Regions from separate parts of the Homo sapiens genome. Here region 2 is linked to region 1. The links are chromatin loops, found by intact Hi-C in ENCODE. Cell type or tissue: Caco-2. All regions are shown on one strand. Each heading gives the region's core, and the rest is flanking DNA. Links, peaks and the distances in the headings are about the cores only.

The links. Hi-C counts contacts between places; a loop is a spot of excess contacts. Peaks named below come from ENCODE experiments on the same cell type or tissue, not always from the same donor. Only the 100,000 strongest peaks of a DNase experiment are listed, where the experiment ranks them.
Region 2: it touches region 1 in a loop (9-fold over the local background); 2 of 110 quality-filtered maps call a loop at or near these places.

Annotation. Positions count from the first base shown.
Region 1 is chrX:18,615,721-18,624,140 of GRCh38, forward strand. CDKL5 (cyclin dependent kinase like 5) reads left to right here. Exons shown (of 18, transcript NM_001323289.2): 16 at 4,147-4,246. Among named protein-coding and RNA genes, the nearest start is that of RS1, 52 kb to the right of the region's middle. In Caco-2, for the core only: no CTCF peak of the experiment used is centred there; a DNase peak (open chromatin) is centred at 4,831; H3K4me3 peaks cover 179 bases.
Region 2 is chrX:18,719,908-18,726,285 of GRCh38, forward strand. The region is part of intron 1 of PPEF1 (protein phosphatase with EF-hand domain 1); the gene reads left to right. Among named protein-coding and RNA genes, the nearest start is that of PPEF1, 15 kb to the left of the region's middle. In Caco-2, for the core only: no CTCF peak of the experiment used is centred there; a DNase peak (open chromatin) is centred at 2,954.

The DNA.
Region 1 (8,420 bases), core at 2,311-7,310:
ATTGCTATTCCTAAATAATCTCTTACCTAAGGTCAGTCTGTTTTTCCTTGGTAGTTGTACTTCAGATTTACTTCAGGAAGAGAATATTTGTACAGTGTACCCCTTTCTTGCAATGGAAAAGTCAAGCTACTATGTTATATTTTAAAGCAATAAATAGATATTGCAGTATGATATCCAGAGCTGTTATTCTGGCCATCTCAGTTATGTAGAACCCACTTAAGAATCAGGAGATAGCCAAAATATCTCAGAACAAGCAAAATAGAGTTAATATGGTGGGATTAATCATCTTTACTAATAGGATAACACCCCTACCCTCATTTGGAGTCTGTTCTTCATTTATGCTCAGTTCTAGCAGGCAGCACTGAGGTTGTCAGGGCAAGAAATAGTTCAAGGTAATACTACAGTATGCAGAGGGAAAAGGATCCAAGCAATAGCTATGGAGAGAAGCAGGTTGGAAAATCATACATATCATAGATCTCTATGGAGTGTGTGTTTATAAAACAGGCAGCTTCACTTTGCTTTGAAAGACAAAATGTATAAATATGTTTAGAAAGACTGCTGTCAATTGGGTTAAAAATTGATGTTTAAAGAGTAAACCAAATTACTTAGAAATCCCACTAGTTGGCCAGGCACGGTGGCTCACTCCTGTAATCCCAGCACTTAGGGAGGCCAAGGCGGGCAGATCACCTGAGGTTGGGAGTTCGAGACCAGCTTGACCAACATGGGAAAACCCCGTCTCTACTAAAAATACAAAATTAGCTGGGCATGGTGGCGCATGCTGGTAATCCCAGCTACTCGGGAGGCTGAGGCAGGAGAATCATTTGAACCCAGGAGGTGGAGGTTGCGGTGAGCCGACATTACGCCATTGCACTCGAGCCTGGGCAACAAGAGCGAAACTCCGTCTAAAAAAAAAAAAAAGAAAGAAATCCCACTAGTTAAATGAAGAATTGCTGTAACTTGCACAATTCCAGCCTTCTTTTTCTCGTAAGGTTATGAATATATTGATATCCATTAGTGCTTGTCATCATAACTTTCAGAGTTACTCCCGTAGAATTATTCACTGACTCTCTCTTCTCACACATTAGCTAACCACGCTTATCACATCGCCAGGGGAGGGGCAGGTGGCAGAGAAAGTGTCACAGAGTAATGCTCCTCACCACTTCAGCTCACCTTCCATGCTGCTCTCAGAGGGATTATACTGAAGTCCCATAAGCCTGACCATGATGCTCCCCCGCCCCATTCCCTAGCTGTCAAACCTGTCCCCTACCCCCAACAAGAGTCTGTGAGCAGCTTGAGTGAGATCAGATTCGTTCTTTTATTTTTCTCTGTTTCTTCAACACCTAACACAGGGCCTGACATGTATAAAGTACTTGCTGAATGTTGGTTGAGTGATTCATTGGATTTTAATTCCTTCCTTTCTTTAGGTGAATCTTTGGAATTGTGTCTCCTCTTGGACCCTTATGGAAATAGCTGTCATGTTAGATAACGTTAGAGTCCCATGCCTGTGTGCCTGCTTACCACTTGTCTCATTGCCCTCCTCCCGTACTGTTTTGGTCCCAACTGCTGCTCTGGAGAAGGTGCCAGGTGACTGGATGAATAGTCCTTCTCAAAGCTTCTGTCTCTGAGATTGATGTGAACCCCCTATTTACCCTTCTTTTGTGCTGCTCCTCTTTACCCCACTCAGCACGAAGCTGCTGTCTTCCAGGTGGAATCACAGGGGCCAGAATGCGCAAATGAGGGAAATGACCAACCACACCCTTACCCATATGGCTCAGTTCCAGCTGTCAATGTATAACTCATTCTGCATTCCTTTATACAACACAGCTTTTCAAGTGCCTTTGTTCCAGCCAGCCTCTTTCCATCTGTCTCTGAGTCACTCTGTCAGCCTTTTCTCCCTTCCCTTTCTGTGTTAATTCTTTGGGTATGTATGTTTCTGCATAGCTTCTCGCTTGTTTTGTTTTTCCTCTCTGACATCCTTCTTTCTGTCTTTGGTGATGCAAACACACGCTTCGCTCCTAGTTTTCACCCACCAGTTCAAGGGTAATTTATTTCTTTTTTTCATTTGGCCTCTGGGATCTTTCTCTGCCTGGATCTTTGAAAATGTCCCAATCATTCCTCTATCCCCACCTGGGCTGTGGTTTATCCAGTGCCTCTTGAAAAGCCCCTGTAGAGGGTCTTTGGCCCATCTTCCCTGTGTCCTGGGGACCCAACGATGCAACATGCAAACTGCAAACATTGAGCTTTCCTTTTATTACCCTCCCCTTCTCACTTTCATCTTATTCACCGTTTCATCCTGCATAGATTCTCCTCTTACCATGCAAGATCCTACTTCCTCCTAGGACTGGTGTCTCAAGCCTTCATTTCCTCTTGTGCCAGCATTAACATTCTTACAGTAATGCCCATTCACATTCTGAGATGGCAGTCATGATGAATATGTCTTCCTTAAAGATTTGCTGGATTGGCAGAAAGCACTTTTACCCTCAACACACCTGTGGTATTTTGTGAGACTTTCATTCTGCTTGGTAAAAACTTCTACCCATTAATCTGAATATTCTGTTGTGCTTCTAGGTTGTGTTTTTGCAGATAGTATTGTGGAACGACATAGCTTTTTCATAAACGTATAATTCTTTAACCTCTAGAAGTTACAGAACGTTAAAAATAGTATTGCCATTTCTACTAGATGCTCTCTGAGGCTCCTTTCCATCCAGAGTCATGCTTTTGTGATTCCAGAAAACCCCACTCTTCTGCAGTGTTCCTTACCAATGGCAAGTGACTGAATGCTGTGTCTTGGAGTTTAGCTTACGACAGTCTGTCTTTAAGCCCCATGCAAGAGGGTTTCATCTCCTTAATTGCAAAAGAACTTGTCACAAGAAACTTTTACCAAATTCCCAGGGCCTAGGCCCAGTCTGTCATTGGGTTTAGAATGTTTTTCGCAACAATACAACACTACATTTAAAGACTCTTTTGGCTGGCCGCGGTGGCTCACACCTGTAATTCCAGCACTTTGGGAGGCTGAGGTGGGCAGATCACTTGAGGTCAGGAGTTCGAGACCAGCCTGGGTAACATGGTAAAACCCTGTCTCTACTGAAAGTAAAAAAATTATCCAGGCCTGGTGGTGCATGCCTATAATTTCAGCTACTTGGGAGGCTGAGGCAGGAGAATCACTTGAACCCGGTAGGTGGAGGTTGCAGTGAGCCAAAATCGCACCATTTTACTCCAGCCTGGGCAACAGAGCAAGACACTGTCTCAAAAATAAATAAATAAAAATAAAGACTCTTAAGTTTTCAACACTTACCCATTTCATCATGTCTGAAGTTTTCTGGCTTTCAAAATTATAAATGTATCATTCTGAGTTCAGAATACCTGGTGGTGTCAGTGGTATCAAGCTTAATGTCAGTATTTTCAGTTAGAAGCTTTTCCCCCCGCCCCGTGAAAGCTTTTTTTTTTTTTTTTTTAAAGAAACAGGGTCTTGCCGTGTTGCCCACACTGGTCTAAAACTCCTGACCTCAAGCGATCCTGTCCCAGCCTCCCAAAGTGCTAGGATTACAGGTGTGAGCCACTGCACCTGTCCCTACATTTTTTTCTTAACTATTTTTATTTAGTTTTAATAAATACATAAAAGGTTTAATAAGTAGGATATTTCCAGTTTCTGGCAAATTTTTACTTTCATTCAAGATGTTTTTATAGCTGTATTGATCTTTATGTTCAGTATCTTGACAAGTCGCTAATAATAAACTTGTCGAGCTGGTTTTTAAAAGGTAAATAGAAAAATGAAGGTAGGTGTTGAAAATGTTTTGCTCTTTCCCTTGTAGAGTTACAGAAAAGCCATCCTTTAAGCTGTGTACTTTTCATAATCTCAAACTCTGAGGTCTTCAACAGCATGGAAATAGTCTTGCAGCAACAGTTACAGGTCATATAATGCTCAAATTGCTCTTTTGAGTGAGCCTGTGCCAGAGGATAATCACTAACCATGGTTGATTAAATTTAGTTCCTCCTGTGCTTTTTTAGAGGCTCTTTACCCAAGTGTTTGATTCTTCCCGGCTATAGGAACCTAGTGTCATGCATTTTCAGTCCTTATTATATTTGTCACACAATGGCAAGAAAATGATTGAAAAATCAATATGATAAAAATGTCTTCTCATTTAGGAAAAGTCCTGAAAATATTAGTCATTCAGAGCAACTCAAGGAAAAAGAGAAGCAAGGATTTTTCAGGTCAATGAAAAAGAAAAAGAAGAAATCTCAAACAGTAAGTAGATGACCAGTTTCTATATATAATAACATGTTTCTGCATTATTCAATGGATACTTTACACTTTGCACTTGGCAATCAAAGTTGATTGTTTTCTTATTGAGACTTGACATTTTTGCACTGTATTATGTCTCTTTCTGAAATTCTTTACAACTATCCTCTCAACAGAGCCTTTTCTACATTCAACAGAATCTCCAGGAATAGAAGAAATTTAATTTGGATGACAGAGAACACTTTAAGCCTTTCTCAATATACTTCTTATCTATGTGGGCTTATATTAATGTAAAAACTTTGAAGACACAGGATTTGTTTCTCTCTGGGGATTTAAAGATATGCATAAACTTAGGAAATGGGTTTTGGTTTACTTTTAAATGTTGAAATTTGTAAATAACCATCATTCCTTATTCTCTCCTGGCTGGTTACAGAATTCCTACGTTGCCAGGTGTGTTTCTGAGTTATATAGTCACAAAGATCGTATCTGGGATTTTAGGGCTTGCGTTAGAAGGAAAATATGTTTGCCTTTTGATCGCGCTGTGGGTTGGAATGCACCTTATCTCCTGGGAGCCCTTTGCCTGAACAAAGAGCTGGCTCCATGGGACCGTTCACATCACTTCACTGAACCACCCAAGCAAGGATCCTGCTGGTTTAGTGACATGAGAACCTTGGGGAAACCCGGCCTGTAGGACAGCAGCAGGAGTAGTTCTTCCCCTAGATGAGGCTGCATCCCCCTTTTCTTTATGACAACTTCAAGGCTAAACAAGGTAGAGTTAGCCGTTTTTATTTATTTATTTATTTTAGAGACAGGGTCTCACCCTGTTGCCCAGGCTGGAGTGCAGTGGCATGATCTCAGCTCCCTGCAACCTCTACCTCCTGGGCTCAAGTGATCTCCCACCTCAGCCTCCCAAATAACTGGGTGCACGCCATCACACCCAGCTAATTTTTTGTATTTCTTGTAGAGACAGGGTTTCACCATGTTGCCCAGGCTGGTCTCGAACTCCTGAGCTCAAGCAATCTGCCCACTTAGGCCTCCCAAAGTGCTAGGCATGAGCCACTGTGCCTGGCCTAGTTAGCCATTTTGAATGGTTTTGGTTCTAGTTTTACTTCATACGTAATTTATTCTTATTTATTTGAAGAGGAAAAAGACACAATCAAAATGGCCTGTTCAGATGGACTTCACTGATTTCATCTATAAGTTTAGTAGATTAGACCCAGTGTTTCTGAGGCCCTTTCTATTATGAAAATTATAGAATTATGACTCAATGGGAAGTAGATTAGGTAGATGTTCATAGCAATGTGTATAAATAACCTGAAGTAAGCATTTTTATCTCACAGATGTTCTAGAAATGTTAACAAATACCTTCCTAGATAATCTTTCTAGATCATTCTTTCACTTGCTTGCTTGTTAAATTTATGTATTTCCTTATAAAATAAATATGAGTTCATTATAGAAAATTTGAGAAAAAGAAAAAGATCGTTTTAAATCTTAATACCCTACCACAACTAGTATTAGGATTTTGGTATATTTTCCTCCAGCTGTTTAGCCTATGCATATGTTTGTGGCAAGAAGGTGGGGTTTTTTTTTGTTTGTTTGTTTTTTAAGTTTTAAATTAGAGCAATCCTTTTAGTACGATTTTGTATTCTGGCTTTTAACAGTTTATCTATCTATATCTACATGCACAGAATATGTATGTTACTACAAATACTTTATTATCTTCAATCCTAATGGCTGCATAATATTTCTGAAGTAGTCATTAAAAAAACTGCCCATATTTTTAACTGAAGCTTACTTTTAAAGTGTCAAATCAAAATGCCACTCAGTCAGATACTACTATAATTGTTACTTAAACTGGGTGAACAAATAGACCTGATTTAACATAGGAATACTTAAAATGTTTAAAGTGTTAATAAAACTTTTATCATTGTCTGTAGAACATGTTTCTCTATCATGAGCGTTAAACTTTGGCTACCTCCTGACCACTGTTATTTTTATTTTGTGGTTTTTGTTCTAAACCACAGGTCTCCTGGCATTGTGGGGTGATTAAGTGGTAGAAAGTAGGAAAGATTAAGGAATTGAAGGTGTTTTTGTATATAGATTTAGATTTTGATGTTTACTGTAGAGCAACATTAAACCTAAAGTCCCTGGCTCACTGTGGCACAAGTAGAGTATACATGTTGGCTGACTTTATTATTCAGAATTTAGTTAAATTTTAGATATTTTAGTAATATAGATTAGAGTAAAAAGGAAAATAACCATTCTCTAACATCCTCTCGACTTAAACTTTTTATTAGGTTTTCATAAGTTTCCTTTTTGATATTAAAGTAACTGTAGAATATCTCTGCATAGGCCATAATGCCTTAAGCTTTACCAACCCAAAAGTTGTTTGTATCTCTGCATCTTTTAATTAAATGAAACATAAAATTTAAGGGCTTTGGGATTTCCAAAGAGCGCTCAGTACAGCCTTCCAAACCTCAGAGTCCTACGCCTGACATTGGGTTAACTCTGCCTACTTTGAATGAGCATTTAAACTGTTAATAGTTTTTCACTTTCTAGAACTCAGCAAAAAGAAACTACATAGAATAAGCTTCAAAAGATTTAAGGCATTGTGGCCTTTGCATAAGATTCCAAAAGAATGAAAATCTGATGCCCAGTGTACATAGAGACGCATGACATGTTAAAGCTGAGGTGGATCCTAAATCTAGTTGAATTTTTTTATTCACTGGTATAGGAACTGAGCCCAAGCAAGTTGTGGGCTTGCTTCAAAGCCCAAAAATCACATAATCAACTGGGAGAACCAGAACTGCGTTCTCCTAAATACCAAGTCCAGGCTCAATTCATACCATGGACCCGCCTCTGTGGGGAGCCTCTAGGAGCTCTCCTCTGGCCTCTTCAGCGATGCAAGTTAAACTCTTCCTCGAGGTTCCTGTCATTGGAACAAGAAAATTTGTGGGATGTTTTACTCAAATCCCTTTTTACATATACCCTTAAAAGATTACCTAAATACTTGAATACCTTCATAGACATTCTAGTTCTCTGACAATTGAGATATCCAAAACAGGGAAAAGTGGTGACAAAAAAAAATAATTCTGTATTGTAAAGGTGCCTGCTTCGACTCAAGCAAATCTGGAAGCTGCCTTGGGAAATCTGGCTTTGGTTACATATCCAGAGTTACATAAGTCCTCAGAGCATATGGTGACTTTGCCAACTTGGTAATTGTATCCTAGTTAGTTAGTATCTCAACTTGTGATGATGCTTCCATTTAAATATTGAAATTTCTGTTTCTTCTCTTTGAAAACCAGTATCTGAATTGTGCTAGATGTTTTCCATTGGGTAAATATTTCTAGCAGTACAGAACAAGGCCTCTTACTCAACATTAGTATCCCACCACAGTGATCAATACCTCTTCCTAGTGATGTTTTCAGGCTTAAAAGTTGACCAAATTCGAAAGGGTTTCCAGTATGTTGGGATTTTTTTTCTCCTAATAGGCAAATTACATGGTAGATTTTTTACTTGCTGAAGTCCTCTCTAGCAATTAGGAGAAGATTGAAGTTTATCAGTAGCTCTTTAACACAGTTCTTTATAACCATATTTCTGATAGTAAGTAAAAATTATTTAACGTTTTATAAGCTTAATGTGAGTAGGTGTGTCTAGGTCTCTTGGCATTCCTACTAGAGGTATTGATCATGATCTCACATTATATACTTAGAAGAAGTTTGTGCTTGTCTTGAATTTGCATTATTGACATCTTCACATCCAGGTGAGAATTGGCACAGAAGCTCTAGATGCACAGCACCGAGATTCTTTCAGTGACTGTTAATATTTAGCAATTTGAGGGCTTCCAAGGGCTAGTAGTTTCAATAAGAGCACTTTTTTTTTTTTTTGCAATTAGTTTATTTGTATCTTATATTGCAGACAGATTCCACCAACGGGGAGAATCCAAGCATCAAGAAATCCCTCTTTCCTCTTTTTAATTCAAAGAATCATTTAAAGCATAGTTCTTCTTTGAAAAAGCTTCCTGTAGTCACTCCACCCATGGTACCCGTTTTTATGTATGGTAGCCCTGAAAACTGCTCCAGTAAACTTGTTTTACTGATGACAACAGCATGTCTTATTTTCATGAGGTCATATTCTCTTTATGCTAGTTAAGTACGTGAGCCAGTTCCATAAATTCACT
Region 2 (6,378 bases), core at 1-5,000, 100 kb after region 1:
TTAATTGTAAAGAGGCAAACACTTCTACAGTAGAGAAGTTCACATGGACACCACCTTACCCAAGTGATCCAAGTTCGCTCAGTGATAATGAGACAGATGAGCACCACATGCCTTCTGATGTCCTAATGCACTGAGAAAGACATACCACTTATCCTGCCAAAATACACAACCTGAATCTCATCACGAGGAAAAGAGCAGACAGATCCAGATTGAGGGATGTTTTACAATCAACTGGCCTGTACTGTTTGAAAATTTCAGTGTCATTGAAGAGAAAGGCAGAGGAGTTGTTCCAGAATAAAGGAGACTGAAGAAATGACGATGGTATATGGAGAGAGAGAGAGAGAGAGACTAGTTATTAACAATTATACTATCTTTACTTTTTCATACATTTGAAAATATTTCAGCCGGGCGCAGTGGCTCATGCCTGTGATCCCAGCACTTTGGGAAGCTGAGGCGGGCAGATCACCTGAGGGCAGGAGTTCAAGACCAGCCTGGCCAACGTGATGAAACCCCGTCTCTACTAAAAATACAAAAATTAGCTGGGCATGGTGGCGTGTGCCTGTAGTCTCAGCTACTCGGGAAGCTGAAACAGGAGAATTGCTTGAACCTGGGAGGCGGAGGTTGCAGTGAGCCAAGATCGCGCCACTGCACTCCATCCTGGGTGACAGAGTGAGACTCCGTCTCAAAAAAAAAACAAAAATTTCTTTCAAAAGAAAAAACCCTAATCCTGTACATCCTGAGATAAGTTTACCAAGTTTGTAGTGGTGGCAACCTAGGCTTATGTCCTTTGGTAGTACCATTTTTTAGCCCTTTCTTGTTTTTGCCATCTACCAACTTCATTCATTGAAGACTCTCCACCCACTCTGAGCCTCATACTGGGTATCTTCACTGTACATGTGAATAAGCCCCAAATGCTTTGGTGTCTGAGTTCCTTGATCTCCTGAGCCCCAGAAACCCCCTCATCTCCTCAACTTCAGCTGCTCACTCCCATTTACTGGCCCCCATGGTCACCTGGAAAAGCCCCACCTCTGGAATCTTCATGATTATCATCCTATTCTCTGATTGCTTGGTCTTCTTTGAAACCTCTGAGCCTTAGATACTTCACATGTGTCTCTATCTCCCAGCCTCCAGTTTTATATAGATTTTGGGAATACAGGTGCATTTTTATTACATGGATATACTGCGTGGTGGTGAAGTCTGAGCCAGCCCTCTCTTGTCTTCCCTTTCTTCCCCATCCATCTTCCCTCCATCTTTTGTTGGCTGTCACTTGAACCAGTTAACAGATCATACACCTTAGTCATATTTTAGGCAGTTAAAAAAACTAATGTGTGAAATGTTTAGTGTTCCCAAACCAATTGCTAGCAAACTTTGGCTACAATTCCTTGATGGAAAAGCCAGAGATATTAGTAACTTGTATTTTTCTACAGGGATGATTCCGATTGATTGATTTATTTTCAAATAGCCTTTAGAATTTGTCTCCTTTGTCCAGAAGTTTCTGGTTTGAGTGTTCAGTTTTGCACATCATATCGTGCCCTTGGATGGTTATTTTCAGCTTTTCTATGTACAGTGATAGGTGGGCTGCAGCAATGGCACTAAAAACAAGTAGATGGATGAGTTAGAGTATTTGGTAACTGGAAAGAATCTTAGAGATCACACAGTCCAAAGTTCTCATTGTTTACATGAGAAACTGAGGACCTCGGAGTTTCGTTGATTTGCCTGAGGTTACTTAGCTGGCAACTGGGTAAGTCAGGGCCCAAATGGAAGTATCTCAATGACAAAGTCAGAACTTATTTTTATTACCCCATGTGGATGGGGTTGGTGGGTACGAGAGTAAGTACATAGAATGTTGTAGAAATGACCTGTTATTCTCGCTCTTGTCTCACTGGAAGGCCAGAGGTTCCTGAGAATGACACAATTATGATCTCTTTTGTCCCTTAGGGAAAGTGATAGTTGTGTTTCAAATGCCTGACATTGTTTGGAGACTGGACTTCACACTTTACTCTCTTCTTTCAGAAAAGTGTCTCCCAGGGACAAGGCCTCTGTGTTGTGGCCTTGCTCTGCAGGGCTGCCAGAGTTTGTGGCTGAGCGAGCCTCATAAGGTGTCTGCCTTGCTTGCTGCCCAACAAGCAGGCTTTGTGTCTGTCTCATGTTCACTGGGCATGTGCTTTGAGCTGTTTTTCCAGTGAAGTCAGAAGTCTCACTGGGACAGCCGCACATTCTGGCAGATGGCAGATATAGAAAATCTGTAAACAAAAATAACAGTAATGAAGACTGTGGTCCTAGGCCAGAGTTCAGCCATATCCTCTTCTCATCATGCTTTGAACAGCTGAGGTTATAGATGCTTCTCCTCTTCGCTTAAAGCCTTTTGCTATTAGAGGATTCATTTTCTTTCCAGTTCATTCGAATTCATTTTAATCAGCTGTGTCGCACTTGTGCCTGGGTCTCTTCTTGCCTGGAGGCCAGGCCCCTTAAAGGTACATTAAATATTCGCTAATCCTGCTGCTTCCTCAGGATTCCTCTGCCAGAAGAATTTCAAAAGCAGAGAGCCTTTAAATACCTTATCATTCTGAATATGAAATGTCTTGTTTGAAGAACTATCTGTCAAATAAACTCCTATTTAAAAACCAAAACCAAACCAAACATAAAGACTCTACCAGCCAGCACAAAGAGAAATGTAAGACACAAAGTCTTAACTAAACAGTCATTTCATTTGTTCAACAAATATTTATTCCTGCTATGTTCCAGAGACTATTCCAGGCTCAGGAAATACAGCAGCTAACTCAACAGATCAAAATCCCAGCTCTTATGGAGATTACATTCTAGTGGAAAGACACAGACAATGACAAAGAAGTAAATATCACATGGTGATAAGTGCTATGGAGAAAAAATAAGGAAGGAGATAGGCGATGAGGGGAGAGGAGACCATGTAAGAAGGGGTGGTCAGGAAAGGCCTCCCGCAAAGGTGATGTCTGAGCAAAAGCTGCAGGCTCTAACTGCATGCACCTCAGTTGGCCGGGCTCTTCTTGCTCTAGGCTGTTGTGTTCGGAGATGGTAGCCTGTTTGTCCACAGTAATTTGTGAATTTTTTTTTTTTTTGTGACGGAGTCTCGCTCTGTCGCCCAGGCTAGAGTGCAGTGGTGTGATCTCGGCTCACGGCAACCTCCGTCTCCCAGGTTCAAGCAATTGTCCTGCCTCAGCCTCCCAAGTAGCTGGGATTACAGGTGCCCACCACCATGCCCGGCTAATTTTTCTATTTTTAGTAGAGACGAGGTTTTGCCTTGTTGGCCAGGCTGCTCTCAAACTCCTGATCTCAGGTAATCCACCTGCTTCGGCCTCCCAAAGTGCTGGGGTTACAGGCGTGAGCCACCATGTGCAGTCATAATTTGTGAAATTTCTAATGAAATATTATGTATAATTAGGAAGTCTTTGGGACTTAACTGGAATTTGTTAGCCTGGAGAGAGACAATTTTTAAAAAAGTATCTCCCATTTATCGAGTGCTTCCTATATGACAGGCAATATGCTAAGCATTTTATATGAATCAATTAATATATTACTAATACCTATGTCAACAGATTACTAATACAGTATTATGTATTATTACAACACCCCTAGAAGGTGTTCATTCATTCATTCAATCATTCATTCAACAAATATATAATACATTTCCAGGCCTTGCCCCAGGTGCTGCGGATGCAGCAATGAAAAAAATGAAGTTCCTAGCTAATAGGGGAAAATGGACAATAAACCCATACACATATAACTGTAGACAATGTCAGATGCTCAAGAGTGCTACAGAGAACAGTAGAACAGGTAAAGAGATAGGGAATGTGAGCGGGAGAAGGTGTGGGAGGAGATGCTATTCTATATACCATCTGATTTTTTTTTTTTTTGAGACAGAGTCTTGCTCTGTTGCCCAGGCTGGAGTGCAGTGGCATGATCTTGGCTCACTGCAACCTCTGCCTCCCGGGTTCAAGTGATTCTCATGCCTTGTGCCTCAGCCTCCCAAGTAGCTGGGATTACAGGCATGCACCACCACGCCTGGCTAATTTTTTGTATTTTTAGTAGAGACAGGGTTTCGCCATGTTGCCCAGGCTGGTCTCAAACTCCTGAGCTCAGGCAATCCACTTGCCTTGGCCTCCCAAAGTGCTAGGATTAAAGACTTGAGCCATTGCGCCTGGCCCCGTCTCATTTTTTATGGCTGATTCCAAATGCCATGTATATAGCAAAATGAGGATGAGCCCAGGTTCTGAAATTACAGATAACTGGATTTGACTCTGCATTGTCCCTCTGACAAGTGACATGACCCCAGACATGTTGTTTCTGAGCCCCAGTTTCCTTATCTGTAAAATAGGGACAGTCACACTTGAGAGGATTGTTAGGGGGAGGATGAAATCAAATCACGTTGAAGTAGATGATCCACATAAAGCACGAGGCACAATGCCTGGCACAAAGCAATCACTCTGAATTCATTATTTGTCTTGCTCACTAACCCCGTACATGACTATTTAATTTCTTGCAAGATACCATGATAGTGATTGCCACCAGAGAAAAGAATCTATTAAAACAAAACAAAAAACCAGCTTGGCAATAGAGAAACCACCTACTGGCCACAGAAAGTTGGCCAGGTAACTTATTGAATCTATGCTGTTGCTTCTGTCTAGAAACAAAAATAGAAGACCCTTGCTACACATGCTCCTCAATAGCATGCATTTATTTATTCATTCGTTCGTTCATTTATTCTGCATGGAATCAATGTGACCGGGAAGAGAAGCCCTGTTATCAGATGAAGCAGCAGGACCAGAAGTAGATCTAAGCTGTCCAATAAGTTTAGAACTGGATGACGCAGATCTTCAACTCTCTGGGCAGGGTGGGGGGTTATGGGGGCCAGCAACCCCTCGGGTAGGGTCTATCATGCCTGCATTCTACCCTTTGCTATTTTGGAGGTTTCTTCTCCAGGGGAGGGTCCTCAGCTGGCTAGTGCTGTCCTGTGGTGGATGGGGCTTAGGAATTAGGTGAGGTTTTGGAGGTCTGATATTGGTATGCCCAACCTTGCTGGGCTCCTTCCCTCTCCTGGAGAGGTTTCCTTGGGAAATGTATGCCCAAGGGACAACAGCAGGATGTGGATCAAAGTCCACTTTATTAGCTGCTGCACAAGTACCCCAAATCTCAACGTAGAGCTCTAATGACGGCGTGCGTTGGAGCCTGCAGGAAGTTGGAGGCTTGAGGTCTTAGCAGGACCTATTTTTCCCACCCCTCTGAGATGAGCTCATCGGGCAGGGTCTAGTCAGGAGGCAGAAACCACAGAGTGATTTGAACAGAGAGAATTGAATGTAAAGAACTATAGCAACTGCAGGGAAGTTACCACCCTAGAGTTGAGAGAACAAAGGGAAAAGGGTGGAATTATTCCGGTTGAGAAACTTGCAAGGAGGGTCCCACAGAACTGAAGCCCAGACCTCTGAGAAGTGGTGCACTCAGCTGGTGCTGGTATCTCCGGGGCTGCCATGAGACTGGCTTTGCAAGTGCTGGATGAGCTGCAAACTGGATCCGACGACTGTTACCTGGGGTGAAGAGCAGTTGCTAGGTTACACTGTCAGGAACAGGAAGCAGACAGGAAGGAGTGTGTCCCTAGTCCCTCCCTCCAGCCTTGCAGTCTGCCTTTCCCACCCCTATTGGCAGAGCCTCACAGGGGGCAACTGACAAAGCTGAAATGGGGTCTGCAAAGTCCCAGCCTCAGCACCACTGTGCTGACTAGGGAAGGGTGGGGTTAGAGTTGAGACCTGATAGCTTAATAAGTGGCATGTGTGCTCGGGTACAGGCGTATGAGCATAGGCAGAGATGGCTGCTTCCCAAGCTGGGGTGGGGTGGGGCAGTTCCGTTTCCTGACTTTGGAGTAGAAGAGGAAGTAGAAGACAGAGGGGACCATAGGTGTTTATAAACTTCCTATGCCACAGTTTACACCCCTCCCAGTGGAACCCAGTGAACGTATTGTGTGCTATATACAAAACAGCAGCTCCTCCCTTGGAGAGTGGGGTGGGGATGGAAGCTAGGCAGAGATGGGAGGGGGCCTAGCTTGCCTCTTTCTCCGCATCAGGGAGGAGAAGTGGCAGTAGATGTCAGGTGTCCAGCTAGTGCCAGCCACTTAGTAGGCATTCAAGAAATGGTGAATGGCCAGGCGCAGTGGCTCACACCTGTAATCCCAGCATTTTGGGAGGCTGAGGCGGGTGGATCATGAGGTCAGGAGTTCAAGACCAGCCTGGCCAATATGGTGAAACCTTGTCTCTACAGAAAATACAAAAATTAGCTGGGCGTGGTGGTGGGCGCCTGTAGTCCCAGCTACTGGGGAGGCTGAGGCAGAGAATTGCTTGAATCCAGGAGGCG